Linked DNA regions of Homo sapiens: region 2 is linked to region 1. A link is an interaction called in ENCODE POLR2A ChIA-PET data of the cell type or tissue named here. Cell type or tissue: OCI-LY7. All regions are shown on one strand. Links, peaks and the distances in the headings refer to the core of each region. The heading gives the core; the rest is flanking DNA.

Region 1 (5,419 bases), core at 273-5,272:
GCAAGGCCCCATCTGTACAAGAAATAAAAAAGAGTAGTCAGGTGTGGTGGCATGTGTCTGCAGTCCTAGCTACCCAGGAGGCTGAGGCAGAAGAATCGCTTGAGCCCAGGAGTTTGAGGCTTCAGTGAACTGTGATGGCACCACTGCATTGCAGCCTGTGTGACAGGGCAAGACCTCGTCTCTTAAAAAAGAGTCGGCCAGGTGCAGCGACTCACGCCTGTAATCCCAGCACTTTGGGAGGCCAAGGCAGGTGGATCACCTGAGGTCAGGAGTTTGAGACCAGCCTGACCAACATGGTGAAACCCCGTCTCTATTAAAAATACAAAAAATTAGACCGGTGTGATGATGCGTGCCTGTAATCCTAGCTACTTGGGAGGCTGGGGCAGGAGAATCGCTTGAACCCAGGAGGCGGAGGTTGCAGTGAGCTGAGATCGCGCCGTTGCACTCTGTCTCAAAAAAAAAAAAAAAAAAAGAGTCAGTTGCAAAATATATGTGGTAACATGAAAATTATATGGTAACGTTAAGAGAAAAATCAGGATGCAAAATTGTACATATATTTACAACTCTGTATTTTAGACACACACACACAAAGACTTGAAGGAAATATACCACAGTGTTAACAGTGGTTATTTCTTGGGGGAGCAGAACTAAAAGGGTTTTGTTTTTCTAGTGCTTTTTTCACTTTTTGAAATGTTCATGAAAAATCAAAAACATGTCATGAGTTGTGTTTCCATAAGTATTTGGAAAATTAGTCTTCTTACTTTAATAGCATCTCACAGGGGACAGTAGGTGCCGAGAGTAAAGTTGGCAGGAAGGAGTACAGTGTGAAGGCCCAGAGAAGTACCCTGTGAGGTCACAGCCGCCTCTGCCCCACGTTTCCAATAAGCCTGCACTATCTTCCAGCCCTGCAAGTCCTGGGCCACCAGTAAAGTTGTGAAGTATCCAGGTGACTCTGGGGTGACCGGCTCCCGTTGTCATGGCAGTTAGGGGTGGGTGAAGTCAGGTGAGGGGCAGATGACTCAGCTTCAAGCCCCAATAACCTACGGATGGGCACAGAGTGGGTCTGAAGTGGAGCACACATTTCTTTTTGAGGCCTGCTTTTCCCCCTTGTCCCTTTTAGCAGGATGTAGCGGGGAACTAAGGTGGCCAGAGCAGGAAGTCTCCCATAGAGTCTGCCTCCCCAGCTCAGCAACAGAGGAGGAGGTGGAGTCTGGATTGAGCCCCAAGATAAGGAACATGCAGCAGCTGAAGAGGGAGATCAGAATAAACAGCTGTGCCCCCAGGAGAATGAGCTCCACATTCCACTCTTTGACCCCACCCCCAATTCCCACTTCTCCCAAGTGCCTTCCTGCACCCCACCCCCATCCACGCACACTCAGTGTTCCCACCCGCTCCAGGGGCCTCCCCTCCAGCCTTGGCTCAGCTCCCTTAGAGCTGCCTTCCTTCCCCCAGTCCCCTGAGCCAGAGGCTCTGGGGCCGCTCTCCAGCTGTCTGGAAGGAGTGAGTACTCAGGACAGGTGGCCGGAGGCAGATGGAAAGGGGCCTCTTCCAGGCTGGACTCCACCTGCCGGGCTGGGCCACCCTCAGACTCTCCCCTGGGCCGCTCCAGGAAGGCCTGGGAACACAAGAGGGCCAGGCTGTGGTGGTGAGTCTGGGGAAGGCGAGGCAGGACCTGGGGCATGGAGAGGAGACAGTGGAGTGGTCCTGGAGGCCGGGTCTGTGCACATCTGGTCAGCCTCACTGTGGGTGGGCCTTGCCCTCCAGGAGCCCACAGTCCAGTAGGGGAGACAGACAGCAGGTACCAGATGTGCCTCCTGAGGTGGTCTCTGCACAGCTCTGGGAGGTCATGCCTCATCATAGCCTCATCATAGTATCTAGGGGTATCCCCAGCTCCACAGAACAACCAGAAGGCTCCATATTTCCTGAGGGTTCAAGTCACTGCCCCAAACACCCCATATTACTTTCTAGACATACTACCCTGGGATTTAAAATTTAAGAGAAGGAGCAGATATTTCTGTCTCCTGGAGCTGGACCAATCCCTCAGGCCACCACAAGTATAATGAGCACCCCTTCTTCTGTGCTACCCCCATACCAGCTCCAACCTGAGCGGCAAGACCCAGATGGACATGGGCACCTAGGGGCTTTGGGGCAGCACTGGTTTACCACGTGTCCCTCCATATCCTGAAGATGTAGGCCTCCGTGGACACACCTGTATTCCTGAGCTGTGCATGGCCTCTGTCCTGGTTGCACAGAGGATTGGACCCACAGGGCAGATGGGTGAGTGTTTGCCTCAGGTACATTGGACATCTTTGCCCTTGGTGGGAGAATGGTTGAAATAGGGAGGCATGGTGCATTCCAGAGGCTGCCCATTGTCCTGGCTGTCTGCAGGGAGGGCACCCCCATCCATCCCCAGTGCCCAGTGAGAGGAATTTTTTTTTTTTTTTTTTTGAGACAGAGTTTCACTCTTGTCGCCCAGGCTGGAGTGCAATGTTGTGATCTTGACTCACTGCAACCTCCACCTCCGAGGTTCAAGTGATTCTCTTGCCTCAGCCTCCCAAGTAGCTGGGATTACAGGCATGCACCATCATGCCTGGCTAATTTTGTATTTTCAGTACAGATGGGGTTTCACCAAGTTGGTCAGGCTGGTCTCAAACTCCTGACCTCAGGTGATCTGCTCATCTCGGCCTCCCAAAGTGCTGGGATTACAGGCATGAACCACTGTGCCCGGCCCCAGTGAGAGTATGTGTGGGGGTCTCACTGCCCTCTTAGTCTCTAATTGCTGGCAACCTGGCATGGTGCCACATCACTGTATTTAAATCCCTCCTTTGAGGCTCCCAAGGCCGTCTAATGTCCCACATCTTTAACAAACTACTGGACAGGTGTCCCCTTCTATAGCCACTGCCAGCCAGCAGACTCAATAAATATATGTTAATAATAGCCAGGACTAGCTACATAGTTTGCAGAGCCCTTGTTCAAAAACTATTAAGAATTTCAAGGCTGCGTGCAGTGGCTCATGCCTGTAATCCCAACACTTTAGGAGGCAAAGGCGGGAGGATCTCTTCAGGCCAGGAACTCGAGACCAGCCTGGGCAACATAGTGAGACCCTGTCTCTAAAAAATAATAAAAAAAAAAAAAATTAAAAAATAAAATAGCTGGTGGTGCCTGCTTGTATTCCTAGCTACTCAGCAGGCTGAGGTGAGACAATCACTTGAACTCAGGAGTTCGAGGCTGCAGTGAGCTATGATCATGCCACTGCAATCCTACAGTCTTGGCAACAGAGTGAGACCCTGTCTCTTAGGAAAAAAAAAAAAAAACCGTTTCAAGGTGGTGGTGACAGAGCATTAACCAAGTTTGGGACCCGTCCTGAGCATGGGACCCTGTGTGGCTGCACAGGTCACAAACCTATTTGGCCTTGAAAATAGCGAACACGAACGTGTATTGAACACTTGCTGTGTGCCAGACATTGTGCTGGGCTGGGTGCTTACCACGCATAATCTCATTCCTTCTTCTCAACAGCCCTGTTATCCCTACTGTGCAGATAAGGAAACTGAAGCTTTAGCTGAGTCATCTCCCTTGCTGAGGTCATCCCGCTCCTAAGTGCTAGAGCTGGGAACGGAACCCAGCTCATCTGTCTTTGGAGCCTGAGCTCTTTACCCATGCCTGTGGACAGCTTCAGCCTTCAGTGGCAGGGAGGCTGCTGGCGGAGGGCAGCTGCTTCCCTTGCCACCTTCTGCCATATCATGAGCAGGAAGGAAGATGAGGCAAGAAATAGCAGCCGACAGTGTGGCAACGGTGACCGTGGTGGTAAGGGTGTCCAACCCGGCAGAGGCGATGGGCAGACAAAAATGAGATGGGCACAGGAATTGTCTGAGCTGGAGGCAGCTGATAGATAGCACAGCTGTGCTCTCCACACCTCGCCCAGCATGGCCATCGCCGAACCCACTCCTCTCTCTCCCCTGATGTCACCTCCAGCTCTGCCTCTCTCTTCCTCTTTATGGCCACAGTTTCCTCTCCCCAGCTCTCTCTTCCACTCCTTCCCTGGCCACCCTCCACCAGGGAGGTCATCAGGTCTCCTCTCCAGCTGTGTCCTCCGTATTCCCATGCTTAGCATCATAGTAAGAGCAGCCACGATTTAGTGAGCACCTACCACATGCTAGGCACAGTGCTAGGGACTTTACAAGTTTGTAATCTTCTCTCCACAAACCTGTAAGCAATTTTTACCCCCATTTCATAACGGGCGGCCGGGCGTGGTGTCTCACGCCTGTAATCCCAGCACTTTGGGAGGCCAAGGTGGGCGGATCACCTGAGGTCGGGAGTTTGAGACCAGCCTGACCAACGTGGAAAAACCCCGTCTCTACTAAAAGTACAAAATTAGCCGGGTGTGGTGGCAGGAGCCTGTAATCCCAGCTACTTGGGAGGCTGAGGCAGGAGAATTGCTTGAACCCAGGAGGCGGAGGTTGCCGTGAGCTGAGATTGAGCCATTGCCCTCCAGCCTGGACAACAAGAGCAAAACTCTTGTCTCAAAAACAAACAAACAAACAAACAAAAAAAACTGAGGCTTAGAGAGGCTAAGAGATCTGTCCAGGGTTACACAGCTGGTGAGCAGTGAGGAGGAGATTTGGGCTCTGGTGTTAAGCCCACACACTTTCTGCCCTCCTTACCACCTTCCCCATGGGTTGGGTTGGCCTGAGTACAGTGGTTTCCTGAGCAGGGAAGGAGATACGCAATTGAGAAATGGTCAGTTCGAGGGAGGAATAAATTGGGTATGGTGAGAGAGACATTCACCTCCAACCTCATTTGGCATTAGGTGGGGGTGGAGTCGGGTGTCTTTTTTTTTTTTTTTTTTGAGATGGAGCCTCGCTCTCTCACTCAGGCTGGAGTGCAGTGGCGCGATCTCGGCTCGCTGCAAGCTCTGCCTCCCGCGTTCACGCCATTCTCCTGCCTCAGCCTACCGAGTAGCTGGGACTATAGGCGCCTGCCACCAAGCCTGCCTAATTTTTTTGTATTTTTAGTAGAGATGGGGTTTCACCGTGTTAGCCAGGATGGTCTCGATCCCCTGACCTCGTGATCTGCCCGTCTCGGCCTCCCAAAGTGCTGGGATTACAGGCATGAGCCACCGCGCCCGGCCTAGTGGTGTCTTAACCACCTGGAAGGCACTCAGACACTTGGGAAGCTGACCTGATGGAGGTGAAGGGCTGGAGACATGGATGAGGACAAGGCCCCTTTTTCACGCCTTTACCCATCAGCATCTTGGCACCAAAGAATGGGCTGGGATAGGAACTAGGGGAGGTTAGGCTGCTGTAACACAGACTCCAACAAGAGTGGCTTAGCAAAATGGAAATTTCTCCCATACAGATCCGGGTGGGTGATCTGACCCCTTGGTGGTGTTGAGGGCCCAAGCCCCTCCTGTGCCCTTGCG
Region 2 (5,419 bases), core at 200-5,199, 100 kb after region 1:
GCCATTATGTAGTACAGGCCTCACATGTGGTTGTGATAGACGCAGGTATGTGCAGTGAAACAAATGCATTAGCTCCCTGTCCCCAGGGGCTTGCAATCATGCTTGAGAAACAAAATGTATATACAGGAAACAATAAGAAAAGCAATGGCCATAAATAATAGTTAACATACCATACTCAGTTATGTAGAAGGAACTTTTTTTTTTTTTTTTGAAATGGAGTCTTGCTCTGTCACCCACACTGGAGTGCAGTGGCTGGATCTCAGCTCACTGCAAGCTCCGCCTCCCGGGTTCATGCCATTCTCCTGCCTCAGCCTCCCAAGCAGCTGGGACTACAGGCATAAGCCACCAGCCCGGCTAATTTTTTGTATTTTTAGTAGAGTTGGGGTTTCACCATGTTGACCAGAATGGTCTCGATCTCTTGACCTCGTGATCCGCCCGCCTTGGCCTCCCAAAATGCTGGGATTACAGGGCGTGAGCCACTGTTCCCGGCCTGTAGAAGGAACTTCTAAACACTATACCCATGTTAACTGTTTAATCCTTATAAACCCAAGAAGTGGCCGGGCACGGTGGCTCACGCCTGTAATCCCAGCACTTTGGGAGGCCGAGGCGGGCAGATCACGAGGTCAAGAGATCGAAACCACCCTGGTCAACATGGTGAAACCCCATCTCTACTAAAAATACAAAAATTAGCTGGGCGTGGTGGTGGGCGCCTGTAGTCCCAGCTATTTGGAAGGCTGAGGCAGGAGAATCACTTGAACCCAGGAGGTGGAGGTTGCAGTGAGCCAAGGTCACGCCACTGCACTCCAGCCTGGTGACAAAGCGAGACTCCGTCTCAAAAAATATATATAAAATTAAAAAAAATAAAATAAACCTTCTTATGGAACAATGGCAAATAAATAAATAAATAAGAATAAACCCAAGAAGTGGATACTATTACTATACCCAGTTTCAAATGAGGACATTGAAGCACTGAGAAGTTGGGTAATTTGCCCAAGACAGGTAGTCTGGGTCTAGACTGCATTCTTCACCACTATTCTACACATATTCGGGTTTGATTATATGCCACAATGAGTAGTAGAGACAACATATGCACTTAAAGGATGAGTGGTGAGGACAGTTAGGAGCTGGATGGGCAGTTTGGGAGCAGAAGGAGTGTGTTCCAGACGCAGAGAAAATAAGGCTTGGATATAAGAGTCTCCTAGGCAATAGCAAGAAATAATGCTAGGTACGTGGGAAAGGTGAAGCCAGACTGGAGGGCCTTTAAATTCAGGCAGTAGAGTTCAGATTTCAATCCACCAGTCCATTTAAATACATGAAGTTGGCTGGGCGTGGTGGCTCACGCCTGTAATCCCACCATTTTGGGAGACCAAGGCGGGTGGATCATGAGATTGGGAGTTCGAGACCAGCCTGACTAACAGGGAGAAGCCCCGTCTCTACTAAAAATACAAAATTAGCCGGGCTTGGTGGCGCATGCCTATAATCCCAGCTACTTGGGAAGGCTGAGGCATGAGAATCGCTTGAACCCGGGAGGTGGAGGTTGAGGTGAGGTGAGCCGAGATCGCGCCACTGCACTCCAGCCTGGGCAACAACAGCAAAACTCTGTCTCAAAAAAATAAATAAATAAATAAATAAAAATAAATAGGCCGGGCGCGGTGGCTCACGCCTGTAATCCCAGCACTTAGAGAGGCCAAGGCGGGCGGATCACGAGGTCAGGAGACCGAGACCATCCTGGCTAACACGGTGAAACCCCGTCTCTACTAAAAATACAAAAAATTAGCCGGGTGTGGTGGCGGGCGCCTGTAGTCCCAGCTACTCGGGAGGCTGAGGCAGGAGAATGGTGTGAACCCGGGAGGCGGAGCTTGCAGTGAGCCAAGATCGTGCCACTGCACTCCAGCCTGGGCGACAGAGCGAGACTCCGTCTTAAAAAAAAAAAAAAAAATGAAGTTAGTCCATTTAAATAACTTCTGTTTTTGGAAGGCTACATGTCTGGGCATCTGGAAAGGGGTCTAATAATCCAAGTGGGGAGCTATAATGCTACGTATCAATAGGTCATTAACAACAAAGGCAGTGTGTGATAAACACTAAATAAGGGGGAACAGACATTTTGTCTCCACGTTCCAACGGTCCCCCAAATTTGTACTTTGTAGGTGGTTCTCCTTAGTGCCAGACCCTAACTCCAGGTGTCTCCTGTAAGCTGCTCTTGGATGACTCACAGGCACCTCAAATCTCACCCGTTATCAACTAAACTAATTTTCTTTCCCTCCTAGGTCTACACTGCTAACCATCCACAGCTCAGTAAACGGCACCATCGTCCACCCAATGCTAAGCCTGGGAGGTACTCTTGCCTCATCCCCTGCCCTCACCCTCAACACCCAATCAATTACTAAATCATATTCAATTTTACCTCATAGACTGTCTCTCACATGCTTCACAGCCCCATCTAAGCCTAGATCAGCATCATCTCTTGCCTGGATTTATTCAACAGTCGCCCACTGGTCTCTATGTTTCTGACCTTGCTTCCCTCCAACTCATTTTCCACTCTGCAGACGGTCACCTTCCAGAAACACATATTTGATTTGATCAGCCCTGTCCTTAAAATTCTCCAGTAGCTTCCCATTCTTCCCACTGCTGTTAGGATGGTTTTAAAATCTTTTGTAGGCTTGGCTCCCACCTACCTGACCATCATTCATTACCGATTAACCCAGTCATTCAGCAAACACCAAGCACCTACTATATGTGAGGCACTGTTCGGGGTGCTGGCAATATATCCACGAACAACCGAAACCAAAAGACTTTGTTCTATACAGCTTACATTCTAATTGGAGGAGATAGTCTACGACCATACCACCCTGAACGCACCCAATCCTGTCTAAATGGAAGAGACAGACATAAATAAACATATAAATATATTGGGTTAAAAGATAAGTACTATGGGCTGGGTGCAGTGGCTCATGCCTGTAATCCCAGCACTTCGGGAGGCCGAGGCGGGTGGATCACCTGAGGTCAGGAGTTTGAGACCAGGCTGGCCAACATAGCGAAATCCCCAACTCTACTAAAAATACAAAAAAAAAAAAAATTAGCTGGGTGTGGTGGCGGGCGCCTGTAATCCCAGCTACTTGGGAGGCTGAGGCAGGAGAATCGCTTGAACCCGGGAGGTGGAGGTTGCAGTGAGCCGAGATCGTGGTATTGCACTCAGCCTGGGTGACGGAGCGAGACTCTGTCTCAAAAAAAAAAAAAAGATAAGTACTATGAAAAAAAGATAGGGCAGAAATGCTGGGAGTATGGAGATGGAGTAGAGTGCTGCAATCTTAAATGGAGTGGATAGGCCTCTCTGAGAAAGTAACCCTACAAGTGTATGAGAACAAACTATCCCAGAGAGAAGGAACAACCAGGCCAAACCCCCTAATTTCCCACGTTTAAGGCACAATGAAGCCTAAATAGGTGGAGTGGAATGGGCAAAGAGGAAAGCAGTAGAAGAGGTCAGACTGGCAAAGGAGGCAGATCATATAGTGCATTGTAGACCATTGTAATCCCCCACCTGTGAGTACTTTGTAGAGAGTATGAGACACGGCAGGGTGCAGTAGCTCACACCTGTAATCCCAGCACTTTGGGAGGCCAAGGCAGGGAGGGTCGTTTGAGCCCAGGAGTTTGAGACCAAACTGGGCACCACTGTGAGACCTCATCTCTACAAATAATTAAATAATTAGCGGCCAGGTGCGGTGGCTCACGCCTGTAATCCCAGCATTTTGGGAGGCAGAGGTGGACGATGACCTGAAGTCAGGAGTTCAAGACCAGTCTGGCCAACATGGTGAAACCCCATCTCTACTGAAAATACAAAAATTAACTGGATGTGATGGCTCACGCCTGTAATCTCAGCTACTCAGAAGGCTGAGGCAGAAGAATTGCTTGGACCTAGGTGGCAGAGGTTGCAGTGAGCCAAGATTGCGCCACTGCACTACAGCCTGGGCGACAGGCTCAAAAAAAAAAAAAAAGAATTAGTTGGACATGGTGGCACACACCTGTGGTCCCAGCTACGTGGGAGGCTGAGGTGGAAAGACGACTGGAGCCCAGGAGATTGAGGCTGCAGTTAGCTATGATTGTGCCACCGCACTCTATCCTGGGTGACAGAGAGAGAGAGAGACTCTGTCTCAAAAAAAAAAGAAAAAAAGAAAAAACGGAGAATATGAGATACTAACGAGGAGGCTACTGTGATAATCCAGGTGAGAGACTGTGGTGGCTACGACAGGATGGTGTTCCAAAGCGGTGAAAAGTGGTCTCATTTTGGATACACTTTGAAGGCAAAGTCATCAGAATTTCCTTACAGATCAGATGTGGGGAGGGAGAGACAGAGAGAGGAGATGGTGGGGGCAGGGAGAGAGAGGAGTCTAAAGTTTATCTCGAGCAAATGAAAGAATATGCTACTAACTGAGACAGGGAAGGCAATGGTGAGAGAAGCAGGTTTGGAGGGAAGGTCAGGATTTCTGTTTTGTACATGTTAAATTTGAGCTGTCTGTTAGATTTCAAATTGGAGATGCCAAATAGGCAGTTGAATATAAGAATCTGGATTTCATGGAAGAGATCAGGGCTAGACTATAAAGTTAGGAGTAGTCACTCAAGGATGGTATTTAAACCATGAAACTTGCCAGCACCAGAGAATATTTGAAGAGGTCAGAGGACTGAGGAGAAGAGGTTGCAATAAGAGTCAGCCAAGGATACTGAGAAGTGAGGTGGCAGTAAAACAGGAGTGTTGATGTCTTAGAACCCAAGTAAGGATACTGTGGCCAGAAGGCCACTATTCAATTGTGTCAAATATTGCTTTAGATGAGATCTGAGAAACGGATGAAGCACCTCAGAGGTCAACACTCCCTCCCTAGTGAGAAAACATCAGACGTCTTTCAATTCATCTCTCTCGCTCTTTGGCTGCTAAACAATGTGTTTTCTGCTCATAACACTTCCCATTCGTTTTTCAGTTCTCAGCTTAAAGGTCCTGCTGCAATCGGAGAAGCTTCTCAAGACCAATGCTATTGTTACCAGGGAAACGATACTTTATCATGGAAATATATTATTCTAAGAGTCTACTTAATTGCCTCTCTGCTGGGCTTGACTGTAAGGTCCTTAAGTTAGACGTGCCTGTGTTGTTTACTTCTGTACCCAAACATTCGATAGAATTCCGAGCATAGCGCAAAGCTCGTAGTGGGTATCCCATAAATATTTACAAAACCAATGGATACATGCTAGGAGCACTTAGTGGCGCGATCGATTACTGTTGGCCTAACTTCGGGGGTGTCTAGAAGGGAGTGCCTAAAACTAGGAGTGGACGCGGAGGGCTCTAGACAGGGTTCAGTCTCCTTTGCAAGTGTAATACGGACCCCTTTGTTGACTCGAAGCAATTCCCCTGCCAGACACTTTTTAGCTGCCC

Evidence for each region. ChIA-PET counts read pairs that join two places held together with the same protein. Peaks named below come from ENCODE experiments on the same cell type or tissue, not always from the same donor. Only the 100,000 strongest peaks of a DNase experiment are listed, where the experiment ranks them.
Region 2: POLR2A ChIA-PET joins it to region 1 with 9 read pairs; 14 of 35 experiments call an interaction of 5 or more read pairs at or near these places.

What each region holds. Positions count from the first base shown.
Region 1 is chr6:42,026,867-42,032,285 of GRCh38, reverse strand. It overlaps a transcript of CCND3 not described here. Among named protein-coding and RNA genes, the nearest start is that of TAF8, 21 kb to the left of the region's middle. RefSeq lists enhancers at 1,135-1,629, 1,378-2,139, 3,612-3,661, 3,401-3,695, 3,441-3,735 and 2 more. In OCI-LY7, for the core only: no CTCF peak of the experiment used is centred there; DNase peaks (open chromatin) are centred at 885 and 1,132; H3K4me3 peaks cover 634 bases; H3K27ac peaks cover 5,000 bases.
Region 2 is chr6:41,921,885-41,927,303 of GRCh38, reverse strand. All of the region lies in intron 1 of BYSL (bystin like), which reads right to left. Among named protein-coding and RNA genes, the nearest start is that of BYSL, 3.1 kb to the right of the region's middle. RefSeq lists an enhancer at 1,544-2,044. In OCI-LY7, for the core only: no CTCF peak of the experiment used is centred there; no DNase peak of the experiment used is centred there; H3K4me3 peaks cover 1,923 bases; H3K27ac peaks cover 802 bases.